Linked DNA regions of Mus musculus: region 1 is linked to region 2. Evidence: chromatin loops called from intact Hi-C (ENCODE). Cell type or tissue: left cerebral cortex. All regions are shown on one strand. Each heading gives the region's core, and the rest is flanking DNA. Links, peaks and the distances in the headings are about the cores only.

Region 1 (5,386 bases), core at 205-5,204, 68 kb after region 2:
GGTTCCCTAACTCACACAACCTTGAAGTGGAGCCATGCCTTTTACTAATCCTTGTGAACTTTCTTCCAAAGGGGGGTGGGGAACATTGCACAAACTAAGTGGGTTTCCATGGTTTCTGTCCCTGAATCACAATCCTAGCCTAAGAACATATTACTGAGAAAGTATTTTCCTGGTTCCCTGATTAATAACTGAAGAGGCAATGCTCCCAGGAGAAGGCTACTTACCATGTCCTCTAACATACTCTGCTCAGAGTTTCAGTTTGCCTCTTAAAGGATCCCTGATCATTGTGTGACCTGTGAATGTATTGCGTCATGATTGTTGACATGGATTCTCTGACCTCTTAGTTCAGAAAGCCATGTGCACAGACATACAACCTGGTATAGACACCCTACTCTAACACTTCAACTGCTGTCCTGCACCCCACACTTAAGAGGAAATCCAGGGCTACACACACACACACACACAAACAAGAGTCTGCAAAGGAGTTGTTTTCCCAGCAAGTTTTCATTACCTTTCTGGTTCCTTTCCTGCACCTGCCCTCTAGTTCTCCATGACAGAATTGCCTTCAATCAAGCACCTCTCCAGACACTCTTTACTTCTTGAATCGTGTCCAAAGACCTCTGACTTTAATTGGCGCATGCAGAGTGCCTGACAGAAATGTCAGAAGTATAAAATGTAAAAGGTTAACTGCCAAGGAGAATGAGGCAAACACCCCACATTCCCTTCGAGAAGGATAAGCTAAGCTACTTATGATTAAATGTTCTCAAAGCTTTTTTTCTCACATTCCCAAGGACTCTTCTGACCTTTTGCCTTCTGTTAATAAGCTTTCGTTGGTGCCCAAATAGTTAGAAGTTGTTCTCTTCGTAGGTGGGAGTTTCGGCAAAGGTACATGTGAAGTCTTGTATTTCTGTGCGACTCTACATCATAAGAAAAGCCAAGACGTGGGCTGTGACAACAGCTGAAGCCACGTCCCACAGAACTCAAAAAAGCCCTTCACACAGGGAGAATATGAGACAGTGCATTCTGCTCACTATCGTATAACAGGATACTGCTTGGTTAGCTCAGAAGAGGGGAGGCAAGATTCAATGACAAAAGGAAACCCAAACTATTGGTGTCAAAATATAAAGTTCACTCTTTCTCTGTTGCTTAATGATCTTATGTACCTAACACAGGATACGTGCACCTTCATGGAACTAGTGCCTCGTTGAATAAGCAAGAGATTTGGGTGGAAATAGCCCATTCTGAATGTTTCTGCCTTCCTATTTTGACCCAAATAGGTGTATCTAATACCATATAGCAGGGACATAGCAAGCTGTTCTCTGTGACAACCTAAGAGGGAAGAGAGAGAAAAAGAGGGGGAGAAACCCACCACTTGTCTCTTTAATTAAAGTTCTGTTGCCTAGGAACACTTAAGAAGTTATTCTGAGGCAATTCCGTGAGTCAAGATCATTCTAAACATGTTTTTTCACTCTCCGCGTTTACTAATTGCTTTACCAGGTTTGTAATAGTTCATCTGCTGTTGTTTTTAATGTCCCAGATAGAGTGATTAATTTTAATTCAGGATCCTTAGTTCTAACTTAACCAAATAAACTCAGTAAAACCCAAACCTCAAAGAAAGAAAGAAAGAAAGAAAGAAAGAAAGAAAGAAAGAAAGAGGGAGGGAGGGAGGGAGGGAGGGAAGGAAGGAAGGAAGGAAGGAAAGAAAGAAAGAAAGAAAGAAAGAAAGAAAGAAAGAAAGAAAGAAAGAAAGAAAGAAAGAAAGAAAGAAAGAGGGGGAAGGAGGGAGGGACGGAGGGAGGGAGGGGAGGGGAGGGGAGGGAGAGAGAGAGAGAGAGAGAGAGAATGAATTAAGGAGAGAATTAAAGAAAGGAAAAATGGCTGCTCATTCCACCAAATGTACATATATACCCCCACCACACACACACACACACACACACCTCTATGTACTAATAATGGCTCTGAATACATAGACATTAACAGACTAGTAAGAGTGATAGCTGGTAGGCATATTGATAGATAGGTGAATGGATAGACTTAAAAATAAAATAGTGAATACCTTCAATAGTAATGAACTGGGAAAAAAAAACCTTAAGTTTTCAAAACCAAAAGTCATAAGCACACAATTATCTTTGGGTCAAGGGGAAGTCATATGGTAGGCAGTGTGCAGGGCTCTGAGCTGTCGGTGGCAAGTTTTTACATGTCACCATCACTTTGCTTTCTTTCCATCTGTTCTTGCTCCTTTATTTTCTCAACCCATCCCCATGCCTTCTCTCTTGCCCGTGCCTAGCAGTCACATCTCATGCCATCAGAAACAGAGAATGAATGATAACTGGCCCTAAATAAATACCTGCCACCGGAGTATGTTGACAGGTGGATTAGAACAACTTCTAGGGGCCCTTCCATGATACCTTTTCAACCCATTGATACTGGTACCCCAAGCACTATTCTGAGCCATCCTCTAAAGGCAGTCCCAACCTAGTTTTACACTTAAGGCAGGACAGAACAGAATGTTATAAATTTGGTAACATCCAGGCCCTGAGAAGGCTGACTGTAGAGCTACACATTTCTTGAGTCATTTCACTGAATTTGCCTTCCACTCATCTGAAAACGACTCTAGAGCAATAAAACTCCCAGAAAATGCACACATTTGTGTTTGTCTCTCTTTAGATCCTTTACATTTTCTAAGTATTTTTACATTTTACATTTATTTTCTCATACCAATTGGCATTTCATGCCTTAAAACAAAAATTTAAGAGCCTTTGCAAGAATGTGTAAATCTTTGTCTTGGATGGAGTAAGAAAACACAGAAAAAAAGCAGGAGGTAAATTATCTTCAAGGATCTATTCTCTAAGTCTTAGTGACAGAAAATAAAATCTTCAAAAGCCAAGACATTGCATTAAAGGAAGGAGCTGTGCTGCCATGGGGACCCAGCTTTTCCATTTTTAAGGAATATTTAACAATTTGAAGACAAACCATACCCACCACTTGTATAAACCACACCCACCCCTTTCCATAAATCCTTTGTCTGCCAAGTATTGCTGAGTTCATTTGGACCACCCACAGTGAACTAGCCCGGAGTTGGTTATCAAATGTTATATTTGGATCGGAAGTTACACTTGTTGATTTTCAAATAATAAACCCTCTTCTTGAAATTGTAAAAGTAACTTTTATTCTCCAGATGTAATTGTCGTCTTGGAGGCTTACTGCTGAATAAACTCACCCTTACTAGTTCTTTCTGAACTCTGACTGGCTGATCCAACTCAGCTCTTCTGGCTCAAACTCCTCTCCAAGCTGACTGATGCAAACTTGCTCTTCTCTACTTCTCACTGAACTTCTCTGCTTGGCCTCAAACTAACTCTGGCAATTTGTTCTAATCTTCTGGATCCTTCTTATTCTCTGGCTTCAACTGCCTCTCCTGGCCTGAACTACACAAAATGTACAAACTAAATGGAACTTGTGAACAAACACAACTGAACTCAACTTTTTTGCACAAACTGCACTGACTGAACCAATTTCCAACTGTCTCTCCCTACACTGCTCTTAAATTGACTCTCTCTCATGCCTGTTCTCATGAGAGTTGGGTGTATCCTACCTCTGACTCATTCTGTCAACTCTTTCTCTGATTTGTTAATTTTTCTGCCCCTCAATTAGACATTACTTTCAAACATGCTACTTCTACAAATCAACTCTATTGTTTGGGATTAAAGATGTGTACTAAGGGTGCGCATGTATTCTAGCAAGGGAGATTAAAGGTGTGTCATGCCAACTAGATCACACAGACCTAGAAGGTCTTTGGATGTGATCCATTGCCAGAGCAGCCATGTTGCTAGATTAAAGATCCTCAACATGAAATCAAGTAAGAACAATTAAAATTAAGAAACAAAGTAAAACAGAAGTACATAGAAAATATAGAAGCTACTCTGTGACAAATGTTAAGGGTTACAAGGTGCAAAGCCAGTGGCCATTTCTAAATGAAGAAAATTAACAGCTATGTAGATACCTGAATATCCTTTCCCATTTCATGGAATAGTTTCAAATAGCTTGTTTGCTAGAATTGTTTTTCTCCCCCAACCCTACCCTAACTGTCCTCTTCTTCTTCCTCCTCTTCCTCTTCCTCCTCCTCCTAAAATATGTAGCTGTTGCTGGAATTTACTATGTAAACTATGCTGGCCTTGAAATCTCAGAGACCCACCCACCTTTGTTTCCCTAGTCCTGAGATTAAAAGCAATTAGGCCTGACCTTCTCCTAATTTTTAACAACCGTCGGGGGAAGAGTAGCTAAATCATAGCTGGGTGATCTTGAGATCATGTACAGTGTACTAACTGAAACAGTACTTGAAAGTCATTTGGGAAACTCAGGACACCTATGCAGAAATCAAATCAAATTATTGTTGCAATTATTCTGCTTTTGTTAAGTGATTGGCAAGTGCTACTGGATTATCCACATGCCCTAATTAAAATCTACACAGTCCACTTCTGTCCTGCCAGATCATTTGAGAAGCCTAACCAATTCCCTTCTGCCACACCAGCCTCGAGTGTGTGTTTATTGGCATTAATTTGAAAATGATTTCTTTAATAACTTGCACATGGTATGAATGATTCTTTAAAAACCAATTTTGTTTCTTATATTCTTTGATGAATGATACTCTTAAAATACAAAACATTACTCTGATTGGTAGCTTTCTCTATGAACTCACTCTACCCTAACTGAACAGCAGCAGTGGCAAAACATGAGAGTCTCACCAGCCCATCCAACGGTTGTGACTATTTACAGATTTTTATTAGAAGACCGGGCTCACTCTTGCACAAGCTGTCTGCATATGGTTATAAATTATTTAGCTCTCTTAAACATCTGCCATTTCCAGTCCTCAGCAGAGACTGACATTTGTTTCCATACCATTGTGCTGCCTCACAAGTTCTACTCATCTGACAGCTGCATTGTGTTCCTTGCCCTATTCTCAAATGCTCATGATTAGAGACAACAAATCTAGCTCCAGGCAAAGTGCATGTTCGCCATTATGAGTGCCCTTTTATTCCCTGACCCACAGCATGTGACTGTTACACTGGTAGGTGAGTCTTCAGCAATGTATGGCTTTACCTACATGTCTATACAATGTGTATGCCTTTATGCCAGGTGAGCAAAACGAATAAATCCATTCTTAGTAAAGATGCTAAATGTTTGGTGAAAATTATTAGTGCTTAAATGTTAAAAATAAAATACTTTTAAAATCTCCTATTTGATTTGCTTACATACCCTCAATTATATTTTTGTTTGCTTATTTTTGAGATGGGGAGGTCTCATATAGCCCGTACTGGCCTTAATTTCATAATAATATTTCTGCTTTTCATCCTAGGTGCTAGGATTACCAGCAACAACCAGTGTGCCT
Region 2 (5,386 bases), core at 330-5,329:
TCTTCAGGAACGATTCTCTTCTCTTCCTGCAAACTGCAAAAACTCTGTTGCCAGATACAAAAACAACAGCTTTGTATAAATCCTGCAATCAATTCCACAACTGCACTCACAAATCTCTTTTAAAAATCCTGTCACTGTGCACGTATGTTATTGTTTTTTATGCACAATAAGGCATGTTTATATGTACGCATTGTTCTCTTAGCAAACCCTGCTGGTAGAGGTTATTTTGGTTCCTGGAAATGGAATGATCTGTAGTGAAAGCCTAAATAAAGTACCAGGGAATGACTAGAGATGGAGTGACCCACAGAACTACAAGAACCTTGAAAAAATTTTAGTAAAACATAATGGACTTGGAATAAAAGGTTGTTAAAGTCCTGGAGTGCTTCACAGAGGCTCTCAGTACACATTTTACAGAAATTGAGGGAACAGATCACTAAATTGTGACCCATACAGATAATGGTGTGTTATTCAAGGCTAAGAAGAAATGAGCTCTCAAGCCACGAAAAAGAATGAAGAAAACTTGAAAGACATTAGTACATGACCGAATCCAATCTGAAAGGGCTGCATACTATATGAGTCCAAATATATGATATTCTGAAAAGGGCAAAGCTATGACGACAATGGCAAGAAAGTATGGATTGTGCAGGTTAGTTTTAACCATCAATTTGGCACAGCCTAGAATTACCTGGGAAGAGAGTTTTAATAAGGGATTACAGAGAGCAAGTTGGCCTGTGGACTTGTCAGTGGGGAACTGTTAATTGCTGTAGGTAAGCTAGTCCTCTGTGGGTGGCACCATCCACTATACTTGAGGGTCCTGAACAGCATAAGGGAGGAGAAGTGAACACAATGCAAGCTATGATGTGGCTGGCTGCTTGAGGTCCTGCCTTGACTTCCCCAAACTGATTAATTATAATTTGGGATTGTAAGCCAAAAAATCTTTTTATACCCTTTGTTGTTTTTTTGTCAGGGAATTTGTCACAGTGACAAACACAAAAACAGGAGATATAGGTGTGTGTATGGGTGTGTGTGTATCTGTATACTATATAAATGACACTATAATGTTGGATACATATGTACATGCGTGTCCAACTCACCAAGAGTGAGCACTAAACTGTGAACTCTGGTTAAGAATGCTGTGTGCTCAGTGCTTCTTCAAAGGGGAAACAAAATACTCACAGGAGGAAATATGGAGACAAAGTATGGAGCAGAGGCTGAAGGAAAGGTGATCCAGAGACTGTCCCACCTGGGGATCCATCCCATATTCAGTCACCAAACCTGGATGGTATTGTGGATGCTGGGAAGTGCTTGCTGACAGGAGCCTGATATGGCTGTCTCCTGAGAGGCTCTGTCAGAGCCTAGCAAATACAGAGACAGATGCTCACAGCCAACCATTGGACTGAGCGTAGGGTCCCCGATGGAGAAGTTGGAGAAGGGACTGAAGGAGCTGACAGGGTTTGTAACCCCAGTGGGGAAAACAACAGTGTCAACAGGCCAGACCCCCTTGGAGCTCCTGGGGATTGGATCACAAACCAAACAGTACACATGGAGGGACTCATGGCTCTGGCCTCATATGTGGCAGGGGATGGCTTTGTTGGACATCAGTGGTAGAAGCTGCCCTTGGATCTGAGGGTGTTTGATGTCCCAGTGTAGGGGATTGCCAGGGTGTGGAGGTGGGAGTGGGTAGGTTGGGGGGCACCCTCCTAGAGGAAGGGGGAGGGGATGTGATGAGGGTTTCTGAAAGGAAGACCTGGAAAGGGGAAAACATTTGAAATGTAAATAAAGAAAATATCTAATAATAAATAAATAAGAATGTTGTGTGCCTATTAATGATACTCTGCTTTGCTTGCAGACAGGAGCAGGTTGCCCTTTTGAGATGCTTCACCCAGCAGCCAAGTCAGACAGATACAGACACCCACAGCCAAACAGTGGATAGAGCCTGGGGACTCTTGTAGAAGAACAGGAGGAAGGATTGACGGCCCAGAATGGGGATCAGAACTCCACAGGAAGACCAACAGAGTCAACTAACCTGGACATTTGGGGCTCTCAGAATCTGAACCACCAACCAAAGAACATACATGAGCTAGACCTAGGCCTCCACGAACATAAGTAGCAGATGTGCAGCTTGGCCTTCATTTGGGTTCAGAACAGCTGGAGTGGGGGCTATTCCAAAAGATGTTGCCTGTACATGGGATATGTTCTTATAACTGAGCTGCCTTGTCTGCCATGGGTGGCCTTTCTCTAAAGCACCTAATCTCACAGATACTTGAAGTGCCCGGGAGGACAGGATACCCAGGGGGCTCCCACCTGCTCAGAGGAGAAAGGGAGGGGAGATGGGGGAAGGATTGTGGGTGACCAGGATGTAGTCAGTGATCAGGATGTAAAGTGAATAAGTAAAAAACTAAAAAAATTTTTTTAAAATGCTGCTTGCATGGAGTCTCGCTGGTTATAGAAATGCACAGGCCCACCTACAGAGATTTTTGGGGGAGGCTTTCTGAGGGGAGGGGGGCAAGAAGGGGGAGGCATGTATAGGAACACTGTTTCCCATCCAGTATGGTTGTGAACCTACAGTATTTCTAGAAAATGGAGGGGAGAGATTAAAATGCAGGAAATGTTACCAAAAGCTGGATGAAAAGACATCCTACCCACATAGCAACAGAAAGATTAGCAGTACCGCTGCCTGCAGTAACCGGCAAAGTGGAAAATGTATTTAATCGACTGGATGTTCCCACTGAGGAGATTTCCAGGCAGGGTGCTAAAAGTGCCACCTGGCTTCTTTTCCGTGCTTACAGTTAAACAGCAGCGGACAAATGAGCTAAGAAGAAGAAAAAACACCGCATATGAAGAAGTCAGGATTGGCTGAAACCCTTGTTCTTAACTCTCCCAAAAGTATCAAATCAAGGGATGAATTTAAATCAAAGGCTAAATCCAGAAGAGAGAAAAATCTTTAGGATCTTTGGCAAAAACCTTAGACATAACGCAGGGAGTATCCAAGGAAAACATTAGTCAATAGGCCTAAATTCTCCAAGCTGAGTCTCACAAACTCCCTCCTTTGAAGAGAATGTGTTCTCAGACCCTGAAAAGACTTCCTCAGTGGCCTTGAAGGAGATCACAGTCAAGTGGGGAGTGTTGCACCTTGAAAGGCATGCCTGCTTGGCTTTTGTATAATGGAGTAAACTATTCATTAGCAACCCACAAACTTTTAAAAGAATTATGTTGTATCAAGAAGACTCAAAAAGATTTTTGTATTGAGAGTACAAAAATGAGAGAGCTTAGGGGCTCCTAACCCCTATGAACAAGAAGCACATTTAGAACATCACTGAACTATGAATTCTGACCTAATGAAAAAAAGAAGGAAAACTTTATGCGGTCAAGGCCTCATACAGATGCCTTCCCAGGAACAAGGATGAGCACAACAAGAGTTGGCAAGGGATATTTGGCTGTGTTTCAGAGCAGTGAGACAGTGGCTCTCATTTTTCTCCTCTGCCTATTCCATAATCCGGAGGTTCTGGGTATGTAGGAAACAGATACCAAGTTTTTGGATCTAGAAGAGCAATATTCAGGAAGCCACACCTGATCTGACTGATGTGATACTATCATAGACTTTGGGATGATGCTGCAATAGCGTGAGACTTGAGGGTCTTTAGGAAGGAGGTTGAGACTTTTTTAAGTAGGGCACACGGTAATCATTGGAGATCAGAGCTTAGCCCTTGGTAATCAGTTCTAAACACAATCTACAATGACCCTTGCCTCCAGGCACTCCTGCCTGGAGCAAGTTCCTATTTGGATGAATCAGGACTACCCTGTATGAGCAGTTCAATATAGCAGAAGTGACAGTCTGTGAGCAGAGGAACAGAGTGTGAGCAGACATTTCAGCTTCTGTCTTGATCTCTCATCTTAATTACTCTTTGGGGTAATGCAGTCATATACTATAGAAAAAACTCAAGCCCAAGGATAACAACCATTGCAAAAATAATTGGCCAACATCCACTGTAGGGGGTTACCTTAAAAATGGGATTTAACCAGCCTTCGTCAAGACTTCAGATAACAGCAACCCCAACTGGCTTGTGACTGGAATGTTGTAAAAATGATCCTAAATTCTTGACCCAGAGAACTATGGAACAGAATTTCTTTCTATAAGAGATGATTAGTACATTAAATCACTAAGGGGATTTTGGGGGTTGGGTTATTTATTACCTAACAAGAGATACAAAGTATAGCAAGTTTTAAAGGTGAGATATGTGGGGGAAGAGACTCTATCAGGGTAGGTAGTTTCTCTCTGTGATAATCAATAGTAAGATCCAGGCCACTTCAGAAAGCAAATGACCCCCAGAAGGAAGGTCATAGTTTGGCAGAGAAGTTAAAAGTGAAGTTTAAACAGTTTGAAATACTCTGGAATTCTTTAATAAAGTTACTGAAATCATTTTAATTCCAGTGTTTACATAAGGATGGTTGTGGGATCAGTCATTCGGTTGAAAGACTTTCTGAGTAAATAATTTACATGTATCCGGTACTTAGACCATTACTCTTACATTAACCCTTGGGACAGCTATCACTAATACCATTTAATACCTGAAGCACCTAATGCATTAAAAAAAAAAAAAAAGTCACCTAAGGTCACAATAGCAGAGTCAGGAATGAAATTTTAGTCTGAGACAATCCCGACTTTTCTTTTTTCTGTCATGTTGTGTAGTGTTGTAGTTTATCTTAAGCGTTTAATGAGGATAAACGTTGCAAGTATACTAGAGCAGCTGATAAAGTAATACTATCAAATCAACTTAAGGAGGAGTTTATTCAGGTTTATGGCTCCAGAGAACTAGATATCCATGGAAGATATGGTGACAGAAGGCTGGGAGATGACATCTCGGGCACACACCAGAAGCACGGACAGTGAGCCGGAAGTGACATAAGAACGTGAACCCTCAAAGCCCACTCCCTCGTGACTTACTTCCTCCAACAAGGTTCACCTCCTAAATGCTTCCGGAACTCCTCAAACACCATCACCAATGCAGAATAAAGCTTTGAAATATCTGTGTCTATGGGGACATTTCTCATTCAAGCCACCATAGATACCAAGTAGGTGTCTTATGATAACTAGCAATCTTATAAAAGAAAAGGTACAGTGTAAATAATGTGAACTGGAAATGTCACAGGAATCATAGAAGGAGGAGATTTGTATGGGCTAAAGAAAGCTTCATGGAGAGGAGGGTGGTTTTTAAGGATACAATTAGAAGAAGAAAGGAGACACTGAACCAAAGAAGAGCTGCTGAACCAATCTCAGCCAAAGCTTTGTGAGCCCATATGTGCCCTGGGACTGTCACTGTGGGAGAGGGTGGGTCTCTGACTCTGTCTGCTCTGTGGCTCTTTTCCTCCTGTTTGATCACAGTGT

What was found. Peaks named below come from ENCODE experiments on the same cell type or tissue, not always from the same donor. Only the 100,000 strongest peaks of a DNase experiment are listed, where the experiment ranks them.
Region 1: a loop joins it to region 2, with 6 times the contacts of the local background. A loop is called at or near these places in 2 of 42 quality-filtered maps.

What each region holds. Positions count from the first base shown.
Region 1 is chr3:116,936,582-116,941,967 of GRCm38, reverse strand. All of the region lies in intron 3 of Palmd (palmdelphin), which reads left to right. Among named protein-coding and RNA genes, the nearest start is that of Gm32148, 14 kb to the left of the region's middle. In left cerebral cortex, for the core only: no CTCF peak of the experiment used is centred there; DNase peaks (open chromatin) are centred at 968 and 2,415; H3K27ac peaks cover 1,233 bases.
Region 2 is chr3:117,004,879-117,010,264 of GRCm38, reverse strand. No RefSeq gene overlaps it. Among named protein-coding and RNA genes, the nearest start is that of Palmd, 39 kb to the right of the region's middle. In left cerebral cortex, for the core only: no CTCF peak of the experiment used is centred there; DNase peaks (open chromatin) are centred at 2,235, 2,726 and 3,381; H3K27ac peaks cover 1,420 bases.